Regions from separate parts of the Homo sapiens genome. Here region 1 is linked to region 2. A link is a contact called in ENCODE Hi-C or POLR2A ChIA-PET data. All regions are on one chromosome and are shown on one strand. Each heading gives the region's core, a stretch centred on a gene start or an enhancer-like site at or near the end of the contact. The rest is flanking DNA. Distances are from core to core; before and after follow the strand shown. Region 1 holds the start of PCMTD2 (protein-L-isoaspartate (D-aspartate) O-methyltransferase domain containing 2). Region 2 holds the start of DNAJC5 (DnaJ heat shock protein family (Hsp40) member C5).

Region 1 (3,723 bases), core at 1,071-3,570, 360 kb before region 2:
GGTAACCTCAAACTGTATGTTGGATAGGTTTCATTTTCCACTAAGTAACTATCACTTATTTTGAACTCTGCCTTAATTTGAAAGTTCAGACAGCTTTTTAGTAAAAACAAGCACCTTTTTCCAGGTACCACCTGCCAGTCATGGCCTCATTTACACTTCACAACATTAAGAAGCAAATTGGAGCTGGCCGGTTAATTTGTTCATGATCACATAGCCAGTTTGTGAGGAGGGGGCTGCATTCAAACCCAGGACTGTATGGCAAAAGGCCTGTGTTTTTAATACCACACCAGTGCAGCTTTTAAAAATACTCAAGACAGCAACGTTCTTTACCACACAACACACCGGTAACCTTTTGACGATGGGGTAACCCTATCTATACCTATTGCCACTGGTAGGATCCATGTGAATAGCTGTGGGGTCTGATATTTATTACCATCTTTGTCTGGTAATCTAACACTCCCTCGCACTGAAAACCATCGATATGATCAGTCATGATGTCACCAAAAACACCGACAACAAAGCTCTTCGCCAAACCAAATCCTATCATTTTCACCCAGATTCTACAATCTGGTCAAATCCAATTTTTCAAAGTAAAAGTGTAGAATCATTTTTAGAACGCTGCACTCGATGATACTGTGCACATTGTCTGCTGTAATTAATCCTTAATATAATTCACTACTCTGTGGTAACTAGCAACAGTCCATAACAACCTGGCTGCTCCTTACAATGCGAACTGCCAGGGCACATGAAGAACACTTGCTGAGTGGCGACAGGCATGGGAAGGTCTCAGAACTGACACCTGAGTTGTGATTGTGGCTGTGTCAACACAAGCATGAAGCTATGGTAGTGGGGTTTTGGGAGGCGACATACGGAAGATCACATTCCAACTTGGATGTCACTTCTTTAGGGTAATATGGACAAAGTAATTCATTGTGGAAGATGAGTGGGGAAAAGGACCCAAAGCCACATCTCCTTTGGGCAGAATGATCAAACAAACACACAAACAGATTTCTCACCTTGAAAACCAGAACTCTTACAAGCAATGCAAAGGGACTTTTTTCAAATACAGATGGTCTCCGACTTCGGATGGTTCGACTTCAGGTTTAACGATGTGTTTACTGGGATGCGACCCCACCGTAAGCCGGGGAGCACCTATACTTGAAAGGCTGTCACATGTACACTATTAATGGGCCTAACAAAAGCCAGACCAGTGGTACATGTTGGAGACAATGCCTACTAAATACACAGAGAAGCTTTCTAACAAATGAAGTTGCAATGAATGAAAGGAGCTCTTGATAAGCCCAGCCAAGTTCCACTGGAGGTACGAGCTGGGGTGGCGCAGGGAGCAAGGCCCTGGATCGGTCACCTCTGAGGTCTCCTCTCATCACCTGAGTGTAGGGCTCTATTTCCCCCAAGCGTGGCCACAACAATTTCTGAGTTGCTTATAGGCACCTCAACTTCACTCATTCTTGAATGACAGTCTATCAAACGCCCAGATAGGAGCTGTTTAGCCATTCCCTTGAGAAGAAAAATGAAAACTATTCTAGTCACACGAGTAAAGAGGGGGTGGATAAAGAGGGCGTGGATATTTAGGTGACTTATTTGAGGTGCAACGCTGGAGCAAACATTCATTTAGGAGACACGTCCCTCTCACAAAAACAAAACAAAGGCCCGAAGCTCAGGCAAGTTCTCCTTCCTCCAACTAACAAAGATCTCTTTCCATGCGTGAATTGAAGTCCCAGTGCTCTGCTCCAATTCTTACTATCTCCAAGGCACGGGGCGGGGGGGCGCAATTATTTTTTTAAAAAATCCTGTCATCTTCTGAAAGGGTCCAAGGCAGACTTTGTTCTAAACCTTAGCTCTTGGCTTGCCTTGGAACTGCAAACGTTTCCCACTTGGGAAGTCAAAGACAAGCTGCAGGTCTGGACTAACCAGACCCAAGAGTGTGAGTGAGCAACGGGCACCGGGAGAGACCGACGGGAAACCGCGAGCGCTCGGAGAGAGAAACGCGGGACGCCCTGGAGGCCGCTGGGGGGAGGTGAGGGTGCCCGAGGTGGGGAGGAGCGACGCCCCCAGAGGAGAGCTCCGGGCGCAGGGGTGCCGGGGGTGGGGAAGGAGGAGGGAAGGGGCCGAGGGGACACACCACCCGCTCGCCGCAGGCCGGACCGAGGGGCGGCGGCGGCGGCGGCGGCTCTACCTCCAGGCTCGGCCGGCCGACGGGTTCGGACCGCCTGGGCTGCCACCTGCAGCTCCTCGGGCGCGTCCCTCGTGTGTCCGCGGCCGAGCAGCGCCGCTCCAACCTCGGCCGCCGTAAACATCCGCCGCCGCCGCCGCCGCCGCCGCCTCTGCGCCTGCGCACAACGGCCTGACTGCGCATGCGCCGCGGGCCTGGCACTTAAAGGGGTGATGGCGGCGCAGGGCGGGCCCCACTCCCCTGGGCTGCCTGCGTCCGCCCGCCCCGCTGAGAGCTCGCTGAGCCCTAGGCCGGGTCCGAGTCTCGCGGGCGCGCCGTCCGCGCAGTGCTCAGCCAGGACGGACCCCGCACGGGCTGCCTCAGAAGCCCTCCCTAAGGGTCACCTGAGACGCCTTTGCTGACCCACGGCTGGGGGCGTTCCGCATCTCCAGGGTGCCCTGCGGCTGCTGACTCGGGGCCGGCGCTGCCCTCGGGCGGCCTCCCAGCACCAAGCACAGCCGCCCTGGGACCCCCGCCCTGCCACGCGGACGGCCACCCGGCCCTGGGGCCCTCCTACCCAGCCGGCTTTGTGAAATCAGCTGTGAAAGGAAGATATCCTGGGCCCCCAAGATCACTAAGGAAAACTCCAGCAGGAAACTGCTTAGGGCAGGCCTGCTTCCCATTCCATTCAAAGTCACTCCTCTGCTCACTTAGATAGATACATATCTGATTTGCCTCCTTTGAAAAGGCAAATGAGAAACTCAAAAGAATTTAACCGTTGGTGTCTCACCTATCTGTGGCCTGGACGCTCCCTCCCCGCTTGGAGTCTTCCTGCCTTTGCTTCAAGTTGTCCCGTCTTTCCAGACCGAACCGATGTGCTTCTTACATGTATCGATGGATGTATCCTGTCTCCCTAAATGTATAAAACCAAGCTGTGCCCCGACCACCTTGGGCACATGTCAGGACTTCCTGAGGCTGTGTCACGGGCGCGTCCTCACCCTTGGCAAAATAAACTTTGTAAATTAACTGAGACCTGTCTCCCATTTTCTGGGTTCACACAGCCCATTGCCCAAACTTCGCGTGGGGCTTTGCAGATAGGCTGTAGCTGCAGAACCCTTTCTTCAAGCACAGCCATGCAAGCCGCCTCATATGTGCAAGTGCCAGCGTCGCTGGGGCGGACGAGTGGGCCTGGGTCTCCGGTTCCCGCCTCCCTCCTAACTCGGCATTCCTCCCCAGACCCTGGAGCTCCACTTAGGAGCAGAGTTTGAAAACCAAAGGCCGGTGCCTTCACCACGTTATGTGGTCCCAGGGAGACCTCACTTCTCTTGTTGATCCATGGTCCTGGATCCACGGACCTGAGGTGGCCCACCACCTCATGACCTTCATGGGGCTCTCAGTGTCCTTCCACCTGAGAGCTTGTGGTTATTTGTGACTGTTTCAAATTACAGAAGCCCTGGAGTCATCCTTGACTCTCTTCCTACTGCCAGGGGACACGTCCTCCATACATCCCTCCTTGCCCTGTCCCAGCTCCCCTCACCTCTCCCCACCCC
Region 2 (3,298 bases), core at 336-2,835:
GGATTCAGCGCTGTGGGAAAATTAAGCGAGGAAGGGAACTGGGTGGCAAGGCAGGCAGGCAGTCGCCAGGCTAGGGGGTTAAGGAACCAGGCATTCCAGGAAGATCCAAGGACAGAGCATGTGGCTCTGTTCAGAACTAGCAAGGAGGCTGATATGGCAGGTGCAGAGTGAGTCAGGGGCCAGTCTGAGGGTGGGTGGACTCAGACGCTGCAGGCTCATTAACACCCTCGCCAGGGGTGTCCCTCAGAGTCCACACAGCCAGCAACCAGAGCGGGCCCCTACAGCTCTCTGCTGGGCCAGACGCCAGCTGGAGCCACCCCGAGTCCTACAGCACCGACACAAGTGAAAGGGGAACTCAACCGAAACTTCCCCAAAGCCCTTAGATCCAGGCTTCTAATTTCATCTCTTGTTTGACAGACTACTCATTCCTGAAACTCAGCTGACATTTTTTTAAAAAGAGAAGCAAATAAACGAACATAAAATCTCAGAAGCTTTGAGTAAACTTTTGCCTTCAGGTAACCATGACAATAGTGGGAGCAATGTAACTGTTTTTGTCATTAGAATAGGTTTTTCTAAACAGGCAAATAAGGGCAGACGTGTCTAACCACCATCAAATCTTCCCAACCAAGCCTAAGCCGGAAAACAAAAATAAAGCTGAAATTTTTGCTTCCTTTTCCTGTATGACACAACTGAATGAATTTGAGAAATCATGGCTTCGGCACACGAAAAAGAGAGTCTTTAATCCAGACACTTAACACCAACAAGTTAGAACCTGAACGGACGAGTTCCTAATACTCTCCTTAAGAGTTCAATATAAAGCATGGCTTCAAATGTTTTTATAAAGCGGAGAAAACAGGTTTTTTCTAACAAACCAAATGCTTTTTGGAATTTACAACGTCGGAAAGATTAATTTACGATGCGTTACAGAACAATTTTCAATTCCCCGAGCTATAAACACAACGACCCAGGGACTAAATTATCTGCCTCCCTAAGACCAGCGATGGCCCAGCTTCTCCAGTCCCCCCGCAGGAGAGGAGACCCCGGGGGGTTGGGGGCGGCCGCGGGGACCTGGGGGAGCGGAGGGGGCGTCCGGGCCCGAAGAGACCCGCGGAGAGCGCCGCCCCAGCCCCCACCACGGTGCTCAGACCCCCGGCCCGGCCCGGCCCGGCTCCCGCAGGCCCCGGCGCCGACCTTCCCGCGCCCCCGCCCCGGCCCAGGCCGCGGCGTCGCAGCAGCTCCGGCCCCGAGCGCCCGCGCAGCCCCGGCCCGGGGGTCGCCGCCATTTCCGGCTCTGGAGTGCCGCCCCCGCCCCCCACCCGCGCCCGCCCGCCCGCCTGCCCGGGCCTGACGTGGGCCGATCCGCCCGCCCGACCCGCAGCGAGCTCACCTGCCCGTCCGCCCGCCCGCCCGCCCTCCCGCCGGCTCCGCGGCTCCGCTCCCCGATTCGCGGCGCTGCTGGGCAGCGGCCGACGCACTCCTCAGCCTGGAGACCCCGGGCGGCGGCGGCGGCGGCGGCAGAGGGCGCGGGTGCGGCACCGGCAGCGGCAGCGGCAGCGGCAGCGGAGACGAGCACGCTCACGCACGCACCCGCACCGGCGCGCGCGCTCCCGGAAGGACGTGGGCTCCGGCGTGTCGGAGCCGCGGGTGGGACCGGCTGCGCATGCGCTCAGAGAGCCGAGCGGAGGCTCCGTCCATGAAGGGGCGGAGTCCCGAGTGACAGCCCGGGGCCGAGGCGCCCTGTGGAGGCTCCGCCCATGAGTGGGCGGGGACGAAGCGCGGGGGCGGAGCCAGTCCTCCCAGTCTTCAGGTGGCCGCAGGTGGGTCCCGGGTGGACACGCCATGTGCTGCGGGGAACCGCGCAGAAAGAGAAGCGCAGGGCTTGCTGGTCTTGCAGGTGAGTTTACTCAGCGCTTTAAGTAAGACTGAGAAAACGTAATCGTTCTCATCAAAGAACTGAACAGGGAGCTGGTGGGAGACGGCTGCGGACCGTCGCCCCCGCCCCCACCCGGAGCCACCGTCCTGGGACTGACATTTGCTCAACCCTGGAGCGCCGAGATGGGACGTCCTTCCTTCCTTCCTGTCCAACCACTGAAATGCCGTCGCCAGCGCCCTCCCACCCTCCCGGAATCATCTCCAAACAGCAGCGTGGAGAGGCAGGACCACGAACGTCCACTCCACCTCCCTCTGCCCTTGCCCATCCCGTCGGCCACCCTTCCCTGTCCCTGTAACTGCAGGCGCTCCGCCACTCACTGACGGCCTGCCCCGCGTAGGCTGCCTGGGCCACTTCCCATCCTAGAAGCTCCCAGACCTCTGCGGCCGGTGCTCCTGCCTCCTCGCTTCCACCCTTGCCCGTTTACCTGAGTTCAGTGCGGTCATCTTTTTAAAACAAACCCAGTAGCATCCAAGGCTTCCCGTGACACACTGCGTGAAACCCAAATTCTCTCTCAACACGCTCTGGCCTCCTTCCTCTGCCCTCATAACTCACTGCCATAATGCCGGTCTTGAATTGCCAAGCTTGTTCCAGTCTCACAGCCTGGAAGTGTCAGAGCTTGGGAAGCCTCCTAGCAGTCATTAAGCTGCGCAACATCAAGCAGGCAGCAAGAAAAGGCCTATGGAACCCAAGAAGCAGAAAGGCCAGGTTCATATCTACAACTATAGATTCCAAGAGAATGAAATATTTCAGGCCAGAATTGGAGGGATGAGAGAATGAAATGGGCCTGGTACCGATCTCAGATTGAAGCTATATTCCACTTGTGCTGGGAGCTGCAAGAATGAATGAACCAGCCTTAAGTGAGTCCCTCTGAGACCTAGCAGTTCCACTTTAGGGACATTCTTCCAAAGAAAATATTCCTAAATACAGAAAAAGGTATATGCACTGAAATATTCATGAAGGCACTATTTTTAATAGCGAGAATGGAAACCTGCCCAACTGCACAAGTGAGCACTCAAATGGAATAATATAGTTACTGAAATGTATACAACGGGACCCATGGCTCACGCCTGGAATCTCAGCACTTTGGTAGACCAAGGCAGGAAGATCACTGGAGCCCAGGAGTTTGAGACCTGCCTGGACAACATAGTGAGACCACCATCTCTATAAAAAAAAATTTTTTTAATTGGCCCGGCCACAGTGGCATGCATGCCCCTGTAGTCCCAGCTACTCAGGAGGCTGGATCGGGTGGGAAGTCAAGGCTGTAGTGAGCCATGATTGTGCCACTGCATTCCTGCCTGGGTGACAGAGCAAGACCCCATCTCTTATTTAAAAAGAAGAAAAAAAGAAAGATAATGTGTAGAAAGG

The links. Hi-C counts contacts between places; a loop is a spot of excess contacts on that map. ChIA-PET counts read pairs that join two places held with the same protein, here RNA polymerase II (POLR2A). Pooled maps may share reads with other maps.
Region 1: a loop to region 2 is called in a map with no recorded cell type, with 7 times the contacts of the local background. The contact joins the promoter of PCMTD2 here to the promoter of DNAJC5 in region 2. A Hi-C loop is called at or near these places in 1 of 37 single-sample maps with no recorded cell type and 4 of 50 pooled maps. POLR2A ChIA-PET finds 5 or more read pairs at or near these places in 1 of 52 experiments (GM12878).

Annotation. Positions count from the first base shown.
Region 1 is chr20:64,254,345-64,258,067 of GRCh38, reverse strand. It overlaps PCMTD2 (protein-L-isoaspartate (D-aspartate) O-methyltransferase domain containing 2), which reads right to left and starts at 2,320. Exons shown (of 6, transcript NM_018257.3): 1 at 2,198-2,320.
Region 2 is chr20:63,893,413-63,896,710 of GRCh38, reverse strand. It overlaps DNAJC5 (DnaJ heat shock protein family (Hsp40) member C5), which reads right to left and starts at 1,585. Exons shown (of 5, transcript NM_025219.3): 1 at 1,388-1,585. RefSeq lists a silencer at 1,504-1,743, enhancers at 1,743-2,270, 2,203-2,372 and a cis regulatory region at 2,287.